Regions from separate parts of the Homo sapiens genome. Here region 2 is linked to region 1. A link is a loop called in an ENCODE intact Hi-C map of the cell type or tissue named here. Cell type or tissue: ascending aorta. All regions are shown on one strand. Each heading gives the region's core, and the rest is flanking DNA. Links, peaks and the distances in the headings are about the cores only.

What was found. A loop is a pair of places that touch in the nucleus more often than their neighbours do. Peaks named below come from ENCODE experiments on the same cell type or tissue, not always from the same donor. Only the 100,000 strongest peaks of a DNase experiment are listed, where the experiment ranks them.
Region 2: a loop joins it to region 1, with 4 times the contacts of the local background. A loop is called at or near these places in 1 of 110 quality-filtered maps.

What each region holds. Positions count from the first base shown.
Region 1 is chr5:168,711,190-168,714,103 of GRCh38, reverse strand. SLIT3 (slit guidance ligand 3) reads left to right here. Exons shown (of 36, transcript NM_003062.4): 24 at 1,750-1,821. SLIT3-AS2 (SLIT3 antisense RNA 2) reads right to left here. Exons shown (of 7, transcript NR_130737.1): 4 at 1,724-1,819; 5 at 1,333-1,424. Among named protein-coding and RNA genes, the nearest start is that of SLIT3-AS2, 5.7 kb to the right of the region's middle. RefSeq lists an enhancer at 793-1,992. In ascending aorta, for the core only: no CTCF peak of the experiment used is centred there; DNase peaks (open chromatin) are centred at 1,333 and 1,553; H3K27ac peaks cover 1,731 bases.
Region 2 is chr5:168,764,055-168,766,968 of GRCh38, reverse strand. The region is part of intron 14 of SLIT3 (slit guidance ligand 3); the gene reads left to right. Among named protein-coding and RNA genes, the nearest start is that of MIR218-2, 2.7 kb to the left of the region's middle. In ascending aorta, for the core only: no CTCF peak of the experiment used is centred there; DNase peaks (open chromatin) are centred at 353 and 1,138; H3K4me3 peaks cover 901 bases; H3K27ac peaks cover 1,577 bases.

The DNA.
Region 1 (2,914 bases), core at 143-2,642:
TTCCTGCTGTCCTAGCTGCCTAAGCACTGAGGCTCACTTTCACCCTGAGAATTTCACCAGAGAACTGTGAGGTGGGAGGAGAAGGAGCTGATGGTGATGAGGATATCAATGGAGGGTAACTAAGAGGAGAAAGAGAAGAGCAGATTATATGGGAAGAGGAGAGAAATAAGGGCCTTGCCTTAAAGCAATAGGAGAAACCTTTCTAAACCCTTGCTACTGGCGTCAGCATCACCTCAGAGTTTGTCAGAAATGCAGAATCTCAGGCCTCACCTCAGACCCACTGAATCAGAATCTTTGGAAGTGGGGCTCAGGAATCTGCATATTCACTAGCTTCCAAAGCTCACTCAGTGTGAGAGCCACTGTTCTCTATCAAGAGTAATTAGGCTCATGTCTCTGTCAGCTGAAGACCAAGGGCAAGCTAACTTCAGTTGAAGGGAGAAGAAGAGCAAATTCATTCGTTATTATTCCATCTGTACTTCCACTGTCAACACTAATCGTCTCTTTGTTCTACTAGGACTCACTGCCTGCAATAAAGTTGTTAGTCCTTACCCTGAAGGGTGATTATTGCCAACACAGGTGATGGTGCCCATCAGTCACTAAAGAAGCCTTTGAGTTTCTATTAATTTGCAGATTTTTTTATGCAGTTGATGATTAATCCTTTAATGGAGAATATAATCCATGCGTTGTGGATTTGCTCGTGTTGCTACTTGAGCACGGAGCAGTGTTCATTGAGGTTTTTCATGCACCTATCCTCCAGGCATTTGTGGAAGGCTTAGTATATGGCACCACTGTGTAAGTGAGAATAGCTCCTAGCTGCCTACACCACAGGGTGGAGAGAGGCATGATTAATACCAAGTGGGGTGCCCGGCCCCTCCAACGTGCTGTGGGAAGATGCACTCAGGTGCACACAAGTGCCAGACTCGTGTATGTGTGTGGCTGATGCCAAAGCCGTTTCCATAACAATGAGTGTTCGGCTCCAGAGACTCTCCTCGGGAGCTGAGGACCCCCTCCCTCTGTCACCAAAGCTGGGATTGGTAGCATTTCTCAACGTGCCTAAGATCTCTTTAGGTAAATACGAAGGAAACTAATTTACTGACCTCCTTGATACAGATACCCTTCAAGACTCTTTCACAAATATTAATATTGATTAGTCATTTAGCACTTAGAAAATGCTGGCTCTCTCTACGTGGATTAACACACCCATGACAACTTTCCGTGGCAAGCCTTTTTATTCTCATACCTGTTTTACAATAGAGGCTGAAGCACAGAGAGGGTAAATTGCTTTGCCCTTAGTCACACAGCTGGTAAGCGACAAAGTCAGGTTTGACTCACACAGCCTGGCTCCAGAACTTCCGGTCTTAAGCACAGCTCTTCATATGATCTCTGAAACTCCAGTAACTCCCTTGGGTCTCTTCCTTTCTCAGCTGCAAAAATGAAGGCCCAGAAAAGTGACGTAACTTATCCAGCATTCCACGGCTAAGAGAGACTGGTTTCTGATTTCGCCTCAGGTCTATCAGATTGAAAAGTCCACCCCCTTCTTCCGCAAACCCTCTACTCCCTCCATCCTTGCTGCTGAGCTGGGCATAGAACATTCATGCACCCAGAGCAAAGGGGGCAGCAGCTACTGCTAGGAGCAGTGGGGCTCTGAGCAAAACTGAAGGGTGGCAGGGCCAGGCACTGGAGGCCCTGAGAATATGCTAAATTCAAATTAGTGGATGCTAACCTTCCGACCTGTGCCCTCTGCTTCAGAACCCTCCATGGCAATGACATTTCCAGCGTTCCTGAAGGCTCCTTCAACGACCTCACATCTCTTTCCCATCTGTAAGTAGCAGTGTTTCTCCCCAATGAACATTCAAAACATGAAAGCATGAAAGTGTCAGCGACAATGTCATCACTGTCAGCATTTTGGCAGATGTCCTTTCCTTATGCATACAGTATATTATACAACTATGTATCCACACTATGCATATTGTCTTGTTTCCCACCTCAGAAGCCTTCAAAGGAATCCTCAATTATGTAAACACTGTAAATATTTAATAAGAACTAATAGAAAACATGTACTATGGGGTAAACACTTTAGATAAGTTTTCTATTTATTTCTTACAACTGTAAGGCATTTTTATCCTTTTATTATATATAATAACATTGTGTCTAAGCATGGCACAGCTAGCAGATGGCAGGGCCCAGGATCAGATCTAGGTTTGCCTTGACTCCAAAGCACATATTCTTAACCACTTTGCACTCTGCAACAGGTATTCCCTTCTTATTTTACACAGGAAAAACTGAGGCCCATAAATATTAGGTGACTAGCTAAAGTTTGACTATCAGGTCAGTGAGATGTTGGACTAGAATCTAGATTCCCTCACTCCCAGGCCAGACCTCTCTTCCACAGATCAGGAATCTCTACATTTTTTTATACACCTCTGTCAGTGAACATTTTCGAGTTTGTATTCCTTCTATATGCATATTTAATTATTTTCATAATGTGTGCATACACTATAATACGGATATACTACGTATGCATATTCTAAAACTTTCAAAAGTAGAATTGTTAAAGGATATAATTTAAAAAAAAAAACAGAATTTCTAGTATTTTCGTCCCAGTCACAACTGGGATGAAAGTCTAGCCAAGTGGTTTGAAGCTGCTCCCTAGGTTGCTGGGTTTCAGAACCTTCTCTGCAGAGTATATCCTCCAGTGGACCCTTCAACAGGGCAAGGGAACCAGATAATCAGATGGCCAGTGATCCAGGAAGCTCCCTAAAGGAGCTAGGATGGGGTTGAGTTGAAGAGTGAGTCTTACTTGCGTAGGTGAGAGCCACGCCTCAGAAGTGGAAGGGGCTGGGATGGGAGTTGAAACTTCCACAGGATTGGAAGTACACTCTGGAGATATTAACTTTGCCACAGTGGAGACGAC
Region 2 (2,914 bases), core at 141-2,640, 53 kb before region 1:
TGGACAACCCCATTGCCTTGAATTAGAACATTTAAAAACTGTGATTTGATAGGGACTTGAAATTTGCTTAAACTCTCCCTTTCAGACTTTCATCTGTTAGTAGAAAGAACTTGAGTAAGAGAGAAAGCATTATTCAAATGGCTGTTCCTCTCCAGCATGGACATACAAAGATCCCATTTAACACAGAGCAAATCCTCGAGCCTGGAGAAGTTCCCTTTCCCACCTTACAGAGAGGGGCATTCTGAGGCCCTCGGCACTGCCCCTAACATGGCAGGGACCAGGCCTCTGGGAGTGGGTCCATAATGGTGCCCTTCCATCAGTGCTTTACTGGCCCCGCAGCCACAGGCTGTGATGAGGCAGTGCCAGCCTCAGACCATGGGTATTTCCCTCTGTTTTCAGGCAGATGGCTGCACTCATAATAGACTCCAAAGGGGATAGCTTACTAGGACGGCTCCCTGCCCAACTGGTGACCAAACTCCTAGTAAAACAGTTGGCATCTTCCAGCCACTGGCAGCTGGTCCCCCAGCCTTGCCCATGAGTGGATGTCTGTGTGCCTGGCAGTGTTCTCCTTAGTCATTCATCACTTATGACCCTTTGCTTATTCACATCACTGTCTTTTCAAGCTGATGAGGCCTGACAGGACTTACGCTCCCCCCAATTCCTCTTTCTGCTTCTTTCCTCCTTTCTTTTATTCCACTCATCTTAGGGATATTGGGAATAGGGGAGGAGAGCTCTGGAAACATGAGTTAGCAAGTCCATGATGATCAGATAACAATGAATTTATGACTCCCAGTCAGCAAACTGGCTGCCCAAAGGATGATACAAAATGCATACCGTTGATGGCAGCAGCCATCCTGGACCTGGTGCTGGCCTCTGATCCCAACCCAGCCAAGTCCATTCAAACATGGGAGCTTGGCTCCCTACCTGTCCCACACCCCTGGTCATCCAAATGTGACAAGTGTTCCTCCTGGGAAGTGGCTGTAGGACAGGGATGTATAATAAAATTGTGTTGCTGTAATTTCCACCTCCTACCCCCACCCCCCCGTCTATTAAAGCTTGTCTGTGATCACGTACCAAGTGTCGTTGTTCTGAGCTGCCCGCGAAAGGGGAGGAGGGCTCCAGGGGCAGGAGCAGGCAAGATGCCAGATGACATCAGCTCTTCCAAGGCTGGTTTCAGCCGAGGTTGAGTTTTATGGCCCTTCTTCAAATCCTCTGGGATCTCTTCTGTCTGAACTCACCCCAAAGAGAAGAAGCAACAGCCTATTGCAGTCGGTCCTCTATTACTAAGTATTTCTGGCAGTGACAAATATGCACTGAGATTGAAATTGACTTTTAAAGCTCTGGAAAAGTTAAAAATACTTTGGGGTAGTTATGAGCATTAGGCATAACAAATGGCTCTGAGAAACCCTGAGTAGTTTCGGTAATGAAATATGAAGTGATGGAGATGGCATTTCGGGCTGGCTCTGACTGGGGAACGAACTTTTTCGGTTATGTACATACGCCGTTATTAACATTTCTGGCTCCCACTCGTATAAAATATCACATTCCGACCCCCTTGTTATTACAAACCAGGGCAATAACAAAAACAGCAGGGGGAAAAATGCTGGAAAGAACACATTAGTCCATCGAATCTAATTGCAAAATCATTTCATTAAAATGGGTCAGCGGCTCCATTGCAGAGGTCCACCAGTTATAATCTAACTATACTACTGAGAGCGATTCCTGCTAACTACAGGCTGCTCTCACCTTGATTAAAATGAAAATGCATTTAATAGGCGGCTGTCCCCAGCCACAGCCCAGCCGGTGCACGCCTTCAGGCTCATCGCCTTGAAGAGCAAACTGTTCTTCCTCCTGTCTTTCTGCCTTTGATCAGCAGTCAGGGTTCCTTCGCTTTGCAAGGATCCCATTATAGACACATTGTGAAGGAAAAATCTCTGTATGTGTGTGCAATGCCCCTTCGTGCCATCACTCTGTGGATCCACTGGTGCGGAGAACAAGAGAAGGTAGTCATCTGACAGGGTTTGCAAAATGAAATTCGCCCAGGACTCGGCACGCTGATGGGTCTGGAAGAAAATGGTGCAGGTCAGAGTTACCAAAAGGGACGAAGCTGGCAAGCCAAGGGCAGGAGATTTGCATAATACAATGAACCAGGAAGCCACTCGAATAACTGTGGGGATACGTGCACGGAGTTTGCTCACACAAGCCTAGCGGTAGAAGGGGAGATGGAGGAGCGGAAATGGAGAGAGAGCAGAGAAGGAAAGGAGGACAGGACCAGGCTTCTGACTCCCTGTCTTAGGTAGGTAGTGTCACATCAGAATTAGAGACCCACCAAGTTCATTCTCGATCAGGAATTACCACAAGGAAATCACAGAAGGCATGCAAAACTAAGAGGGTGGGAGAGATCTGCGTCCTTCACCACCATAGCCCACTATGGAAAAATACCCCATTCAATCCACCTGCACCAAATCTGGCTAGATGATCATTCCTACAGGGACCTGGGAAAACCTTTGGGGAGAAGCAAGTCTGCAGCAAAACATGTTAACCACATGGAACCAGACAGCAGCCTGCGCAGACTGAGTGACCTGTGGGCCTCAGTTTCCTCGTCTATAAAATAGAGTTATCCTAACCTCAGAGTGTTGCAAGGATTAAATGAGATCATTCATTTGAAATGGAAAGAATAGTGCCCGGCTCAGTATATGTTCAGTAAATGGCCACTGTTACTGCTAGCTACATTCATATTTTCACAGCCTCTGAGCTGCCAAATGTTCTGCCAGGTTGTAGAAAAAAAGCAGTTGCTAGAGTCACAAGCATGCATACCACTCCTGAGGCTCTCCACCTCCTTAATGTTACTTTCATCTGCACAACAGCCCCTGGAAGATAAGGGCAGTTATTTGATTCCCATTTTACATGGAGA